Linked DNA regions of Homo sapiens: region 2 is linked to region 1. Evidence: chromatin contacts called from ENCODE Hi-C or POLR2A ChIA-PET data. All regions are on one chromosome and are shown on one strand. Each heading gives the region's core, a stretch centred on a gene start or an enhancer-like site at or near the end of the contact. The rest is flanking DNA. Distances are from core to core; before and after follow the strand shown. Region 1 holds the start of ESS2 (ess-2 spliceosome associated protein). Region 2 holds the start of DGCR5 (DiGeorge syndrome critical region gene 5).

What was found. A loop is a pair of places that touch in the nucleus more often than their neighbours do. ChIA-PET counts read pairs that join two places held with the same protein, here RNA polymerase II (POLR2A). Pooled maps may share reads with other maps.
Region 2: a loop to region 1 is called in a pooled map, with 2.2 times the contacts of the local background. The contact joins the promoter of DGCR5 here to the promoter of ESS2 in region 1. A Hi-C loop is called at or near these places in 1 of 50 pooled maps. POLR2A ChIA-PET finds 5 or more read pairs at or near these places in 2 of 52 experiments (HEK293T and activated naive CD4-positive, alpha-beta T cell).

What each region holds. Positions count from the first base shown.
Region 1 is chr22:19,143,161-19,146,511 of GRCh38, reverse strand. It overlaps ESS2 (ess-2 spliceosome associated protein), which reads left to right and starts at 1,861. Exons shown (of 10, transcript NM_022719.3): 1 at 1,861-2,006. The coding sequence starts at 1,872. RefSeq lists an enhancer at 2,286-2,792.
Region 2 is chr22:18,968,621-18,971,971 of GRCh38, reverse strand. DGCR5 (DiGeorge syndrome critical region gene 5) reads right to left here and starts at 1,504. Exons shown (of 6, transcript NR_110533.2): 1 at 1,314-1,504. RefSeq lists an enhancer at 1,592-2,423.

The sequences.
Region 1 (3,351 bases), core at 612-3,111:
GGCATCATCTCACACCTCACTGCACTCTGCATTTCCAAAGGACTTCTTTAGAACTTGCCTTGCTCCCTCCCACCACTAGGCCTTTGCACATGCTCTTTCCACCTGACTGTTGCCGGTTTGTTCGTCTTTTGAATCTGCAATCACTTTCTGCCTGGGGAAGCTTCTCTGACCTCCCGAACTAGGTCAAGATTCCCCAAGTACAAACTCTTTTCTTGCACGGACACAGCTGCAATTTTACACCTGTTTGTGTGATGATCTAACAAGTGTCTCTGTCTTCCCCATTGCACTGTCACTTCTACAAGGGCAGCAGCAGCACGCTGCACTTCAGTGAATGAAGGTATCCCTGTATGTTGCAAAAGCAAAATTGTATTAAATTGTTCCAGGGCGGAATTTATTTGTCCAACACAATTCACATCTTTCGTTTGGGAAGAAATTCCTTAAAAATGCCGAGGCAATTTTCTGGTTCACTTGAATATTAATTTTTTTTTTTCTTGACAGAGTTTCACTCTGTCACCCAGGCTGTAGTGCAGTGGCACAATCTCTGCTCACTGCAGTTTCCACCTCCTGGGTTTGAGTGATTTTCCTGCCTCAGCCTCCCAAGTAGCTGGGACTACAGGCACCTACCACCACTTTGTATTTTTTTTTTTTTTTAGTAGAGTTGGGGTTTCACCATGTTGGCCAGGCTGGTCTCAATCTCCTGACTTCAAGTGATCCACCTGCCTGGGTCTCCCAAAGTGCTGAGGTTACAGGCGTGAGCCACCGTGCCTGGTCTTGAATGAGAATGATCCCTCTTCTGGGAAGCCCACTCTGGCATTTGGGGGCCCAATAATCTTTTTTTTTTTTTTGACAGAGTTTTGCTCTTGTTACCCAGGCTGGAGTGCAATGGTGCAATCTCAGCTCACTGCAACCTCCGCCTCCTGGGTTCAAGCAATTCTCCAGCCTCAGCCTTCCGAGTAGCTGGGATTACAGGCGTCCACCACCATGCCCAGCTAATTTTTTTGTGTGTTTTTAGTAGAGATGGGGTTTCATCTTGTTGGCCAGGCTGGTCTAGAACTCCTGACCTCAGGTGATCCGCCTGTCTTGGCCTCTCAAAGTTCTGGGATTACAGAATAATCTTTAGACATTTCTTAATCGAACCACTGTCTTGTTCTTTCACCTTTTGTTAGATAACTATAAAAAAAAAAAAAAGATTGTTTTGGCCGGGTGCGGTGGCTCACGCCTGTAATCCAGAGACCAGCCTGACCAACATAGAGAAACCCTGTCTCTACTAAAAATGCAAAATTAGCCGGGCGTGGTGGCCCATGCCTGTAATCCCAGCTACTCGGGAGGCTGAGGCAGGAGAATCCCTTGAACCCGGGAACTCCGGTGAGCCGAGATCATGCCATTGCACTCCAGCCTGGGCAACAAGACCGAAACTCCGTCTCAAAAAAAAAATTGTTTTAAGGCCCTTTTCTTGCATAAAGCTTGAAACTCCTATATAAGTAAATTTCCTGGTTTGTATTTTTGTAGAATAATCTCGAAGCATACATAGTTCTTATTTGTGGGAAATTAGAATTCTAAGGCCTTTGGACGCTGCAAAGCCAGAATTTCTCGCGTGAAGAACACGCCCTATAGCATCCTCCCCGCCACCTCCACAGCACCCCCTCGTGTTCACAGCATTGACAAGCATGAATAGCGCGGGGCAGGACAAGGACTACATTTCCAATAAAGTCTAGCATTTATAGTGACGTCAGAACGGAGCGCGGGCTGGCTTTCTAGAGCCACAGCTTTTCCATTGGCCAACTATTGGAGGCGCCTGCGCAAATGGTGCAGTCCCGCCCCCTCCACCCTGTGACGCGCCTGCTGGGCCCGAGCTTTTTCCTGGGATAGCGATGGAGACGCCGGGCGCATCAGCGTCGTCCTTGTTGCTTCCCGCCGCGTCCAGGCCCCCGAGGAAGCGCGAGGCGGGAGAGGCTGGGGCTGCGACGAGCAAGCAGCGGGTCCTGGACGAGGAAGAGTATATCGAGGTACGACCTCGGTGCGGACGCCGGCGACTTCTGGGCCCATCCTCTGCTTCAAGCTCCTCTCAGGTTCCCTCTCTCGGGTGTTGACACTCCGTCTCCTCGTGGAAGTGGAGGAGCCGGGTGTGGACGGTCCCACGAGTCAAGTAAACAGGGCAGAGGAAGACGTCTGTGGTGGAAGAGGCTGTAGTAGTGTTGTCAGGGAAAAGAGAGAGCGGCTCTCTTTGTATGGGACGGGGGTCAGGGAAAGAAGATTTTCTGTTAAAGTGTGAGTAGGAGTTTGACAAACTGGAAGGATGGTGGCAAAGAGGGCTTTCTAAAGAGCGGTGGCAGCAAGTGTGAATGCTGGGGTTCCTGGAAAGAGACCGCAGTTGTGACAGCATCTCGAGTGAGTGGACCTGCGTCGCCCCACCACACGCACACAGAAGGAGGAGCTGAAACGGGGATTGGCGGAAGTCAGTTTGGTTTTAGACCTGTTTAATTCGGGACACCTTTTGGGATATGTAGATGGATGGCTTTAACGGACGGTTGGGTGCCCAGATATGCAGCTCGGGAGCAAGGTCTGGCTGGAGGTGCAGACTTGGGAATCTCAACTTGTGGTAGTGACTGGCTGAAGTTACTCAGGAAAAAGGTTTATTTTTATTTTATTTTTTGAGACGGAGTCTCGCTCGTCGTCCAGGCTGGAGTGCAGTGGCGCGATCTCGGCTTACTGTAACCAACCTCTGCCTCCTGGGTTCAAGCCATTCTCCTGCCTCAGCCTGCCGAGTAGCTGTGACTACAGGTGCCCGCCACCACGCCCGGCTAATTTTTGTATTTTTAGTAGTGGTGGGGTTTCACCATGTTGGCCAGGCTGGTCTCGAACTCCTGACCTCAGGTGATCCGCCCGCCTTGGCCTCTCAAAGTGCTGGGATTACAGGCGTGAGCTACCATGCCCCGCCAGGAGAAAGGTTTAGATTGGAAATAGAAAGTCATGTGTGGAATGAAAGTGACAACACCCACATTGGTCTGGCTTGTGGGGAGCCAGCAATGGAGAATGAGAATGACCAGTTAGCAAGGGCGAGAGAGAAGGGTTTCACGGACTTCAGAAGAGTGTTTAGTAATGTTAGAGGTTGCAGCATGGCTACCATATGGGATGCTCAACCCCACTAGAAAGTGCCCTCAAGCTCCCTCAATCCAGCCCCAGTCATTGGGGAAGTAGAATTTGAAGGAGGTTCAGCAAGTTCCTTAGCATGTACAGCAGTGGACCTGTGAGGCAGGAGCACCCAGACTGCAGCTCCGACTTTCTTTTTTCTTTTTTTTTTTTTTTTTTGAGACGGTCTCGCTCTGTCGCCCAGGCTGGAGTGCAGGGGTG
Region 2 (3,351 bases), core at 255-2,754, 170 kb after region 1:
ACAGCCTGTCTAGGCACACAAGGGGCACCCACACCCTGGAGGCAAAGAGACATATGCCTATGTGCTCGCAGGCACACATGATCACGCGCACAGACACACGTGCAGATGCATACCAAGTTACACACACGCACACACGCCCGAGGCGGGGACCCCCAGGACACGGAGGCAGGCAGGCAGAGGTGGGGCCCAGGATGTCTTGCCCCTGTCTGTGGGCCTGGCCTCCCCACTCAACAGACGAGCATGTGGGTGCGGGAGTGGGTATTGTGAAAGGGGCCCCAGCATGTGCCACCCGTGGAGACCACAGCAGGCATGTCGCGTACATGCATGTGTGGCCGTGGGCGTGCAAGCGGGGGCGAGGACACAGATATGCACCCTCAGAGTCCGTGTGTGCACCCAGTGTTCGTGCATGTGTACACTGGGGTGGCGCTGGCACGCATGTGCACCAGAGGTGTGCAAGTGTGCAGTCCGTGTAGACATGTGCACGTGCAAGGAAACGTGTGTGCAGCCTGCGACACCATGGACATCAGCAGGGCAGCCTGGGTGGGCACCTGGGGAGCACCCTCCAGGCAGGGCATGCCCAACTCACATGGAGCCCACCCTCCCTTGCCCCCCACTGCGGGACCTCACACCCAGTGGGGCGGGGGAGTCTCACGAAGGCTGCCAGGGAGGGGATGCTGATTGCCCCACCACCCCTGATTCCCCCAGCCAAGCCTCTCAATGTCCCTCGGGCTGCGGATGTCTGGGCATTGCTGCCTCCTCTCACCGCCCGCCCTGGAGGCAGCGTTGGGACAACCTTGTCCCCCACGCCCTCTACTGCCGCCAACGCCCCCATTGATCCCCCTGAGGCCTGACCTCAGAAAAACGGGAGGTTCTGAGCCCAGTCCGCGAGGCGGGGGCGGAGGCGGCCCGATACCTCCACCTACTCTCGGTACCCGCGTTTCTGCAAAAAAACCCGCTCATTAACCCCTTCGTGGCCGCGGCGCCGAGGCCGGACCCCGTCCTTCCAGCCCGCGGCCCCCACCCCGGACCTGGCCCAGCCTCGGGGACCCCCGGGCCGCCACCCCCGGCCCCGCCATCGCCGTCAACTTACCCGGGAAGCGGCAACTTTTCCTGCTGCCTCCGGCTCCGCCCTCCCGGGGCCGGGGCGCCCTTGGCCCCAGCCTGGCGCGGCACTGCGGTGGCCCTCCCGGCCGCCCGGCTACGCTTCCCCAGCCTTGGAAGCCCTGGACGGGCCCTGCGGCTCCGAGGAGGGGCGAACCACCCCGCTCTGCGCCCCGCCGCCTGCTGGGCTCTGGCGCCGCGTGGACACTCACCTCCAGTGGACGCCCTCTTCATCATAGGGGTCAGGCGGAGCGGGTCGGGGACCGAAAGTCGCTTCGGGGCGGGCGCCAGTCTCCGGCCCAGCCCCGGGCCGGCATCCAGGCGCCGCCGCTCCGGCCCAGCCCCGGCCCGGCAGCGGGTCTAGGCTCCGCGCGCTCCGCTCCGCCCGGCTCGGGCGGGGCTCGGGCCGCGGGCGCGCAGGGCGCGGGAGGCGGCGGCGGGCGGGGCCCTCACCTGGGCGCAGGCGCCTGCCTGGGCGGGGGCTGGGGGGCGCGGGCCTGGGCGGGGGCTGGGGGGCGCGGGCCCAAGTTGGGGCGTGAGCGGCGCGGCTGGCCGGGGAGCGTAGGCCGGGCAGCAGGAGGTGCTCAGCCCACCCGGCCCTAGACAAAGCCGCGCATTCCTGAAGAGGCGGCGGCCCTGCAGGCGGCGGAGGGGATGGCGGCTGGGGCCATTGAGGCCTGGGGATGGCCTCTGCGCGACCCACTCGCTTCCTGGCCTCACGAAACCCATGAACCCCCCGCCCCCCCCCGCCCCCTGCACAGAAGCCCCTTGCTGGAGCACGATCGCCCCCATTTTTCAGTAAGAAACAGGCTCAAGGCTTAAGAGCGTTCTGGGGGCCCTCTTGGGCCTTTGTGGCCCTCTCTGCACCACCCCAGGGAGGGGACCCAGGCCTGATGTTACCCATAACCCTGCAGGGGTCCCCCACCTCTTCCTTCCTGCGGAATGTGGCCTCCAAACCCAGAAGACGCTCTCCGAGGCCGCCTGCTTAGTATCATCCCCCACTCTACTAAGCCAGCCCCCAGCGGGGCCGGGGGGGCGTCATGGAGCCAGAGAACCCAGTGACACCCCTACACACACCACACAGGGTGGGGGTGTTCCTTCTCCGTCTTCTGCTCGGGGGGCATCCGATGATGATGAGCTCCTAAGCCCATCCCGGGGTCTTCAGACAACTGCCAGGCTGTCCCTGCACCTGGAGGAGTGCTGGGAGTCAGCTCAGCTGGGCTGGGTCCTCCCCAGGCCCACCCTGCATGACAGGACCAGGGTCTTGCAGGCCAACCTGGTGTCAGTCTGTAGGACCCTGACTCAAGGACGGAGTGGGCCAGCCTGAGGTCTTGATGGCTCCCCTCAGAGCCCAGGTCCACTGATATGAAGCAGAGAGACCTGGTGACTGGGCAGCCCTGTGCTCTCTGCCTGCCCCTGGCCATGGAGGTGGCCCTGAGGGAGATGAGCAGGGCACAGGGCTGGTGACCTGCCTGCCTTGTCCAGAGGAAGTGAGGACCTCCCAGAGCCCTGGTGCTCCCATCTGATCCCAGTGGCAGGCAGCTTCCCAGGGTGGAGCCATGCTGGCCGGGCCCTCTGCCTGGTGTGGAGGCTGCACTGCCCACATGCCTCTGGCTGCCGCTCTGTGGCCCTCATCACCTTGGCCTGCTTTATCCCTATCACCCTTGTCCCAGCCTAGGCTTATGAGGGCATTGTGGAGTGCATGCCATTCCCAGCCACACAGAAGGTGAGGTGGGGCCCAGACACCCCCAGCCACTCTGTCCCCTGGCCTCCTGAAGGGGTGGGCTGTGCACACACTGCCACCTCCCCAGAGGGTGCTGGCTGCCGAGTGCCACCAGCTCAGCCCCTGAGGTGGCTCAACAGGTCCTCCCAGAGCCACACCAAGATGTCATCACCCATTGCACAGATGGGGAACCTCAGGCGAAGCTGACAGAGCCAGTGGGAGGCTGAGGCCTGACCCCTAAACAAGCATTCTTCCTCCAGGGTCCCTGCACGCAGCAGCCCCTAGACTAGGAACTGAGCTCTCACCACAGGGATGTATCAGACCCTAGATGAGTCATGAGGCACTGACCATCAGTCTGAGGACAGCGCTGGGGTGGACCAGGCTCCAGTCTCGGGCTGCTCTGTGCTTGCAGAGAGGGCTTGAGAGGACACTTGCGTGCTTACTATGCAGGCGTCTCTTCAATTACCAGTGACCCAGAGCGGCCCACTACAATTGAAGATTGTGACCCCACACCCTATCTCATAGGT